Regions from separate parts of the Homo sapiens genome. Here regions 1 and 3 are each linked to region 2. A link is a contact called in ENCODE Hi-C data. All regions are on one chromosome and are shown on one strand. The core of a region is the stretch at or near the end of the contact, and the rest is flanking DNA. Distances in the headings are between cores, read along the strand shown. Region 1 holds the start of CDON (cell adhesion associated, oncogene regulated). Region 2 holds the start of PRDM10-DT (PRDM10 divergent transcript). Region 3 holds the start of RPUSD4 (RNA pseudouridine synthase D4).

Region 1 (2,888 bases), core at 346-2,845, 3.9 Mb before region 2:
GCAGTTCATTCCAACATGTGCATAACAGAGACTGCAGTATTTGGTGCTTCTCGGGTTCCAAAGAATGCTTTCTAGTTAAGCACTAATTTAAAATTTCCAGAAAATTTTTTGAAGGTTTTCTTTCATCTTATCTTAAAAGTTGAACTATCCCCAAATTTTCAGCTAAAAATAGACTGAGGGTGGGGGAGAACTACAAAATGTCATAGAATGTTTAGAATTATGCTGACAATAAACTCATTTCATTTTCTAACACCCTCCCCACCTTCCTCTCCTTGGAGACACTGTCCACTAGGTATGCCAAGTGTCAGTTGGGAATTTGAGGGTTATGTTATCAGCGCCGAAAGGAATCAGAATTCACTGACTTGGCGTCTTTCATCTTTACTGGCATAGGCCTGAAAATAAATCTCATGTGAGCTTTTAGTCCAACCTCCTGTTTTTCAAGGTGTCTGGTTTGGGACACAAAGGCTGACTTTCTGTTGATGAGGTTCTCTAAATTCTGGATTCCCACTGGAAAGCAGTCTGCCCTTAAAGCACCTGCCACCCTCTGTCGTCCTGATGAGGAAGGGCAGGCATTCTGGAAACAGCTCCTTTTGGAGAGCCTTCCACCTGATTTGGTGGGGTTAGGGAGAACAATGAAGGGAAGGGCAAGAGAGTCTATCTATCCCCCTCAGTGATTTATTGCTGAAATTCCTAGATGTGGAGAGAAAGCAACAAAGGTCTGGAAGCTGCCGACTGAAATAAATAGCGAGCTGTAATGTATTTAGCAAATGATAATGCAATCCACAGAAAGCTTTACAGAGGAGAAGGAAAAATACACTCCCTGGGGCTGGGAAGTCAGTGAGTCTTGTGAAGGCAGAGAAAGATACATTGTGCAGGAAATTTCTCTTGCTTCTCCCTACACATAAATCACTGTCTCTCGCGGGCGCTCTGCAGGGATGGAGATTGAGAGAGGCCAGGGACCCGGCTCCCTTGGGAAAACGCGCGGGCGCCCTAGCTCCCCGCTCTGCGGCATCTCACCTGCCCCCGAGGACCATCGTCAAGAAGAGGTTTCGTCGTGTCACTGACACCTCACCCCGCCTCCTCCCGCGAGGTGCCTCCGAGCCCCCGAGGACGCGGAACGCCGGGGCTCCCCGCCGGGCAAGCATCAGCATCCAGACCCCGCACGCAGCCCTGCACCCCCACGCCCTCCAGGGAACGCCGGCCCGCCCGTCCCCGGGACCTCCCGTCCCCTAAGCCAAGGCCCCCCAAGCCCAGTGCCCGCGCGCCACCCCTCCCTCCGACCCTGCGGCGGGACCCCCACCCCCGCACCTCTCCGCGGGGCTGGCTAAGCCTCCAGACCTCCTGCGCTGCAGCCGGCTCGGAAAGCCACCCCCAGGTCATCCCCCCGCGCGCGCGCGGCGGCGGCTACGGTGGCGGCGGCTGCGATCCGAACGGGCCCCTCCATGCACCGCGCAGGGCAGAGGAGGGAGCGGCGCCTCGCACGCCGGGGCTGGGGCGCTGGGCAGGGCGGGCGGGCGTGGGGTCCCGGGTCTCCTCGCACCTAGCCGCGCGAGCCGGGCTCCCGGGCTCAGGGGAGGGGAGCTGAGGGGCGGAGTCACCGGGGCGCGCCCCCGCGGCTGCGCTCCTCCCCGCCGGGGAGCGCGGGCACGTAACTCGGAGGGTGCTGGGCCGGCCCGGAGCACGCGAGCAGCGGGAGGAGGGACCGGGGAATGACTGACGGAGGCGGGCCGTAGAGGCCGCTGTGCCCCGCCGGCCCGCACCCGGCCGGAGTGTGCGCGCGCAGCCTGCCAGATCAGCGGCGGGGGCACGGGCCGTACCAAGTGACGGAGGGGGGCACGCTCTGGGCAGGACCCTCTCCTCGTCATTGACCTGCCTACTCTGCAAGAGAGATACCCCAGGGGAGCATAGAAGAGGCTTTTCTTGGGTGTAGGACAGGTAAGGGTGAGTTGCCTTACCAAGTCACGGAGATTCCCATCATGCCTGCACTCACGCTCCCCTCACCTTTCATTCCCTTGGAGAGACGGCTCTTCTGGCAGGTCTCCAAATGGTCGACTCTGTCCCCCGAGGCCCCGCCCTAGCCTCGTTCGGGCCCCGCCCTAGCCTCGTTCGGGCCCCGCCCTAGCCTCGTTCAGGCCCCGCCCCTCGCCCCGCCCCGCCCCTCGCCTCTACCTAAGTTCTCTGAGCCGCCAACGGGTGCATCCCTTCTCCCGGTTCTTGCCTGGTCTCTCTTAGGGTTCCAGCGGCCCACCGCTTATACCTCCTTCGCCTTTCCACCACTTTCCATGTTTAATTCCTTAGGCAGCTTCATCTGATTCCCCCACCACCACCCACCCGCCCTGCCTGCACATAAACGCAAGCAGGTAGCAAAACTCAGGGGCTAGGAGAGGCGTGGTGTGAGCCTTTGGCCCCAGAGTCTTTCCAACTCGTCCGTTGGACCTGCCCCAAGTTATCTGAACTCAATGAACTTCAGTTGTTCAAACAGAAAAAGGAAAAATAAATTTCTATTCAAAATGTTGCTGTGAAGCGTAAATACGATACTTTGTGAAAAGCACCTGCCACTCAGTGGGCATTCAAGGACTGTAACTTCTTTATAAATTGTTATTATTAGCAGTTAGCTCTTTTTTTTCCCCATCATCATTACTTACTATTAGCTTAACTACAAAAGGATCCCTAATAATAGTTAAGTTTATAAATACTCAGTACTGAACTTCAGGAGAAATATGCCAGTCCTCCCTTACCTTCTTACGTGAATTTTAAAAAGAAATGCTTTGAAAGTGTGGTATTGTTCAAGCAGGTTAGCTTTCTGCATTAGCTAGATTCAGGGTTTTTGTAAAGCCCCTGGAAAGAAAGTCAGTACAGGACGGAAAAAAAAAACACAATTTTTTTTC
Region 2 (2,865 bases), core at 11-2,510:
CAGAAAAAGAGGCCACAAAACAGTCATGAGTGATTCTGCTGTTTTTAATAAAGGTTAAGTACTGCTAAGTTTAGAGAATTTGGGGTGACGAGACAGGCAAGGTTTCAACAGGCAAAGCAGCAGAATTAGGGCACAGGGCAGAGCTGGGTGGGTCTCATCACACATCTAATCCTCGATGACAGCACAAAGCCACCTCTCCTTGTGCTTAAGTGTACACGCACATTGATTGAAAATGCACTAAAATCCAACTCATCCACCAAGCAAGGCTAAAGGCGCGCACACAAATTCAACAGCGCTGCGTTCGCGTGGCTGGAGGGCAGACGGGGAATATTCCATTTTACTTAGTAGAGTATCAACACCTAGCTGCAGGGTTAAACCTGCTTAACAAAAGCTGGCGAGGGGCTGGAGAGGTGCACACCATCAGCCCTCTCCCGAGCGCCGACCGGCCTCGCCCTGCCTCTGCGCTGCACCCTGGGTGCAGGCGGACTGGGGCAGGGCCGCGACCCCGGCCTCGGCCTCCGCCTCCGCCCGGCCAGCCCCGACGCGGTGCCACGGGACAGACCCGCAGGGGCCACCCCACACCCCTGCGGGCCGGCCCCCCGCCCCGGTCCCGGACGCTAGCTTGGGAAGGCAGGCCGGGGGCCCAGCCATCGATGGCAAGTGGGCGGCGCGGCCTCCGCAGACAAAGCTGGGCGCCCCATCGAACAGGACCCTCCGCCCCACGCGCCCGCAACCGGCCAGCCCCGGAGCCCTGCCCGCACTGCCACCCCCAGCCCGGCGCCCGGCCCCCAGCCCCCGGTGCTCGGCTCCCGGCCGGCGGAGACCTGCCCGCCGCGCCCGGAGCGCCCGCGCAACCGCCGCCGCCGGAGCGCGCAGGCCGCCCAACCGCCGTCCCGGCCCAACCAACGCGGGCAGGGGAGGAGAGGTGCGCGCGGCCGGCGGAGCGTGCGAGCCACTCGGGGGTCGCAGGGGGAGGCTGCGCGCGGCGAAGGCAGGGGCGACGAGACGCCGAGGCCGGCGCTGAACGCGGCGCCAGGAGGGCCTGCTGGAGGGGGCCTTGCCCTCTTCCCCTTGGAAGGTGCAGATGGTTTGACCCCCCACCCCGAGTGAGGTGCCTCGTCCCAGCCCCGGCTGGACTGTACCATCGGGCGGTGCCGCCGGGATTTCTCCCCCCCACCACCACCATCAATTCCCCCCCCACCCGGGTCCGCGGTCGGTTGGCCCCGGCCGGGCTCTGAGACGCGGAAAGAGCTGGGCGCCATTTTGGGTGGGACTAAGCAAAGACGAAACACCCTCCCAGTCTATGGGGTAGTCTGGACCCTGGCTTATCTGGTTCCCTTAATCCTTTAGGTACTTACACGACGTTGGGTGAGGGGAGCTGGAAGATCAGCGGGTCCCCGATCCTCTCTCCCTAGGGGTGATAGAAATCAACCCCCCCCGCCACCTCCAGGTGGTTCTTCCCGCCGCAGAGTGGGAGCAGCATAAAAGGCGGGGTCTTATTAGCATAATCTGCCTGGCAACCTGATCTCGACGTTATATGATTGGTTAAACTCTGTAAGCCCCATGCCGTGCCTAGAGACGAGAAACGCTGGGGCGAACTGACAGGCCCAGATTTAGGAGTCATGACGAAGATCCTGAGACGCTTATTCAGTCTGCAGAGAAGCCAAAAGGAGATTCACATAATGGCCCAATGACTGAAGGCCTCTTTATTTCGTGCTCTGCTGTTCGTGTAAAACCCAATCGCAGAGCGGGTCTCAGGCGGCGCTCGCCTGCGTTTCTACTCTCAGCCAATCAGAAAACCCGACTCTTCGCATTGGGGTCAAGCCCCCGCTGCGGCCCGCGTGCTAACGGGGAGGAAGCTTCCAGCTGTGCCTGGGTGTCTCGGGCGCCGAGGGCAGCCTGCGCCCGTGCTAAGCCCGCCTCCCGCGCGCCCGAGGGCCCGGTGTCCCGGAAGACGCGCGGGGGTGAGGCGGCCCTCGCGTCCGCCCGCCCCGCCACAGATTGCCTCCGAAGTGGCCTGGCCGTGGAGCGCCGGCGAAAACCGAACTCCCGCCCGGCTCCCGGAGTCGGGAGCCTGCCGGGGTCTCGCCCTCAGGACCCCCAGGGAGCGGCCGGGCGCCGCCTATCACCCTGACCCACCGCACCTTGAGAGCGCTTTCACTGCGCCTCTTTTTTCTCCTCTACCAATCTGGAAAGGAAGTGAGTGTCATTTCAGACATTGAGAAACATTATTCAACACTGGTTACCCAGTGACTCAGCTCACTCCTTAACCGCAGGCTTCCACATCCTGCTGTCCCTTAAAATTGCCTTCACAAAGGGCAGCCAAGAGCCCAGCTTTGGAGAGATACCCAGCTCCAACTACCCACTGGCAGGCAATACGCAGGGCAGCTAGATGGCAGAGAGACCTTGGACCTTCGGACCTTCGGGGAGCGGTTTTCCCTTCGGTGATATCTACCTTGCTATGTTCGTGATATCTACCTTGCTACGTTATTTTGAAGATTAAGTGAGCTCTTACTTTACCGAGTAAAGTGCTTTGCTTAGCACACTGTCTGGAACTTAAATGAGAAGTACTGACAATATAACTTACAAAAATCCTAAACTATTGCCTGAGAAAAAGAGGGAGACAGGACAGCTAAGCAAAAGACGAGAATAGAAAACACCCACAGCGTGAAAAACTGTAAAATTAACTCAATAGTATTCTCTTTACTGTTTTTTGTTTTGTTTTGTTGTTTTGTTTTTTGATACGGAGTCTCGCTCTGTTGCCCAGGCTGGAGTGCAGTGGTGAGATCTGGGCTCATTGCAACCTCTGCCTCCCGGGTTCAAGCGATTCTCCTGCCTCAGCCTCTCTAGTAGCTGAGATTACAG
Region 3 (2,996 bases), core at 169-2,668, 3.8 Mb before region 2:
AAACTGTTGCGAAAATAAAGAGAGAAAAAAATTATACAAACACTTGGTGATGTGATTTAATTCCTTGTCTTTGTGAACAACTATCTCCGTATCTCCCCAAAAAGCATTACCTTCTTCTAGCTAAAATGGGCCTTTTCCCTCTTTCACAAATGCATTTTTTAAATCAATCTTTCCTGATTCACTTCAGCTGTCCCTGACAACTACATGCAACATCTGTTGAAAGACATTTGAAGGTCCACTAAATTCCAGTCACTCTGGGGTTGTATGTTACATATACTCCAACATACATACACACACACACACACACACACACACACACCCCCTTTTTTCTTATGTATCATTTTCTCATTCCCAGTTCTGATGGAAGATAACCTTTAGTCTAGAACCACACAGCCTTTGTATATCTCTACAGCGATCCCTGTAGTCTGCACACAGCGTATTCTACGAATTGCTTACTGTCAGATGTTTAGAAAGGGAGGACTGTCTTATTTATTTATTTCTGTGTTCTCGGTGGTTCCTTATATTGGACGGTAGTTTACAAAAGTTTAATTAATTTGAATGCAAGGCTTTAGAGTGCACCACAAGTAACGTCTCAGTTTTCCTCGGTTGTAGCAGAAAGCAGCTGCAGGTTCCTCCACCTTTCCCGCGTGGTCCTTACCATGCACAGGGAGACCGTAGGGCTTATTGATGACCACAAGGTTCTTGTCCTGGTGGAGAATTCCTCGGGTCAGTGCCTTAGCAAGCACGTTGGGGTGGACTCGCTGCAGCTGCCGTGTGAACCGCACTATTTCTTGCACTCTCCGCTGAACAGCGTTTGTGGACACCTAGGGAGAAAGAAGGAGCCGTGGGGAATGCCTGGTGCGGAAGCCGTGGAGAAGACCTTCCATAAAGGTCTGGGTGAGAATCTGAGTAGGGAATGACTATCTTTGCATCAGACCCGCGCCGCCTTCGACTAATTTGAGAGCAGAGATACCCATCTGTCTAACCTGCGTACCGACGCAGTGGTTAGGACTGAGCCTGACAGTAGCCAAAGATCCAGCTCACGGGAAAACACCGTACCCTTACTGACCCCTCCCCTCCGCCTTCTCCCCATTCTCCCACCTTGCGTCCGGGCTATTGACTCACACGCTTTCACTCAGAGGACCCTCCTACCTACTCCCCGTCTGGGAAACCAATGAGCGCACTGCCTCTAGGGAGTTCTGGTCCCTTTGGACTCACCGGCTCCTTCTTTGTGTCTTGTTCCCGTTTCTGGGCTCGGAGCTTCTCCGCTAATCTCTGGGCATTTATGGCCGTAGAGGCAGCGGCAGCGGCACAAAATGGCTTTGAGACGAGAGTGAAGAGACTCCCGCAACCTTGGCCGTTTCCCCGGATCCAGGGGCCCGACGCGCTCCACCTGGGCGCCGCCATCTTACAAGGAAGGGCGGGGCGAGCCAAGACCACGTGGAGAAGGGCGACTACAATGAGGCGGGAGTGGGTGGGCCCTGCAGGTCACGTGGTGCGGGGTGGGGCCTGGGCGAGTCACGTGGGGACGGTGCGCGCTCAGTGCGGCTGCGCCGGCCGGTAGCTGCAGCTGGAGCAGTGGCGTTTGGAGGAGACTCGGTGAGTGTGTAGGGAAGCCGGGCTGGGGCTGGGAAATGCCGGTGCCTCAACGGTTTAACGTTTTCTGCGTCCCCGGGATTTCCGTTCAAGAAGAGCACTGGTCTGAGAAACGTTTCTCCTTTTGGTACACGATCCCACTCAAAAACTCCTCCCCGCCCCCGCGCCCCCTTAGGAGCGATGTCCCATAAACGCTCGCCCCAGAGCCCTCCTAGGCACCGACGCCGTCCCTCTTAGCCACTGAATCTCCGGTGATCCGCCAGTCCCCTGCGGGACGCGTCGGGGACCCTCTTGATCGGATGCCCGGATCTCTGTAGTCTCTCCACCCTTCATCTTCCAACTCCCAGCCTCTTTGTTTCGCGTTGTAACCTGTACCCTTCTCCTAAGGATGACGGCCCCTTCCCTTATCCAGGGCCCCCAGCACCTATTTCCTACTTAGGAAGCACTGTGAGTGTTTTTTCTGCCCTTCCTCAAGAATTCATTTCTTGGGGGTCTCCTCCCTACCTTCCCTACTCCTCCTAAAGAAAAAGCTGAAAGAACGGAGCACAGACCTTCACTTTTCCTGTTTCCTTTATTTTTCCTCTCCATAGTTTGCAACCACACCATACCTCCTCTCACGAGATGCGATGTTGGGATTCCCTTGCCCGAACTGCAGGCGACTCCCTCTGATTTCACTCAGGGGTGGCTGGGAAGATAAACATCTGTTTGGGATGGTAGTGTTAAAAATAACTTGGGATATACCTGCCATTTGTTAAGAGGAAAGCTTATGCTGAGTTCAGAAAGAATGTCCTGAAAACTAATGGATCTGTGACGATAGAAGGAACAATTTTTTAAGACTGCTTGGAATGAAGGCTGCCTGAGGAGTTATTAGAGAATAGGTAGTTGAATTAGATTTGGGTTCTACACCTCCTAAAGGGTTTGGCAGAAGGGAGCCGTACCAACAAGAAACAAAGTTGATCAGGTGGAGCTACTCATAGAAGACTCAAGTTGAAGAGTTTGAACTAGAGGTGATACGTAGTGAGGAGTCTTTGAAGCTTTTCGAGTAGGGCAGAGAGACTCCTTGAAAGTGGAATTCTGGAAATGAATCTGGCAGTTGAATGCAGGACAGATGGGGAAGGAAAGGGTTTGATAGTGGGGAAGGAAAGGGTTTGATAGTAGGAAAACTAGTTACAATCTAGGTGGTCAGTGATGAGGTCTGGTCTTTTCCCCCTACACTGTAACTCCTTTGAGTTTGAATTAATTGAGTTATGCAGGTCAAGGCGTACTCTTGGCAGCTGCTGTTGATCTGTGAGTCCCTGGAAGAATTTTTTTTTTTAATCCACTCACCTGGCACATAGTAAACTCGATATCTGTTAGATGGCTGAAGTGCATCATAAATGTATGCTAGGTGTGTCTGAACA

What was found. Hi-C counts contacts between places; a loop is a spot of excess contacts on that map. Pooled maps may share reads with other maps.
Region 1: a map of CD8-positive, alpha-beta T cell shows a loop between it and region 2 (13-fold over the local background). The contact joins the promoter of CDON here to the promoter of PRDM10-DT in region 2. A Hi-C loop is called at or near these places in 4 of 168 maps with a recorded cell type or tissue (CD4-positive, alpha-beta memory T cell, CD8-positive, alpha-beta T cell and naive thymus-derived CD4-positive, alpha-beta T cell), 2 of 37 single-sample maps with no recorded cell type and 15 of 50 pooled maps.
Region 3: a loop to region 2 is called in a pooled map, with 34 times the contacts of the local background. The contact joins the promoter of RPUSD4 here to the promoter of PRDM10-DT in region 2. A Hi-C loop is called at or near these places in 2 of 37 single-sample maps with no recorded cell type and 9 of 50 pooled maps.

The regions. Positions count from the first base shown.
Region 1 is chr11:126,061,271-126,064,158 of GRCh38, forward strand. CDON (cell adhesion associated, oncogene regulated) reads right to left here and starts at 1,596. Exons shown (of 20, transcript NM_001378964.1): 1 at 1,309-1,596. RefSeq lists silencers at 1,354-2,023, 2,094-2,183.
Region 2 is chr11:130,001,364-130,004,228 of GRCh38, forward strand. PRDM10-DT (PRDM10 divergent transcript) reads left to right here and starts at 1,261. Exons shown (of 1, transcript NR_024233.1): 1 at 1,261-2,865. PRDM10 (PR/SET domain 10) reads right to left here and starts at 1,472. Exons shown (of 21, transcript NM_199437.2): 1 at 1,359-1,472. RefSeq lists silencers at 506-685, 716-765, 776-1,095, 1,806-2,195 and an enhancer at 1,606-1,695.
Region 3 is chr11:126,210,232-126,213,227 of GRCh38, forward strand. RPUSD4 (RNA pseudouridine synthase D4) reads right to left here and starts at 1,419. Exons shown (of 7, transcript NM_032795.3): 1 at 1,219-1,419; 2 at 659-824. The coding sequence starts at 1,407. It overlaps FAM118B (family with sequence similarity 118 member B), which reads left to right and starts at 1,551. Exons shown (of 9, transcript NM_024556.4): 1 at 1,551-1,599. RefSeq lists an enhancer at 1,204-1,433.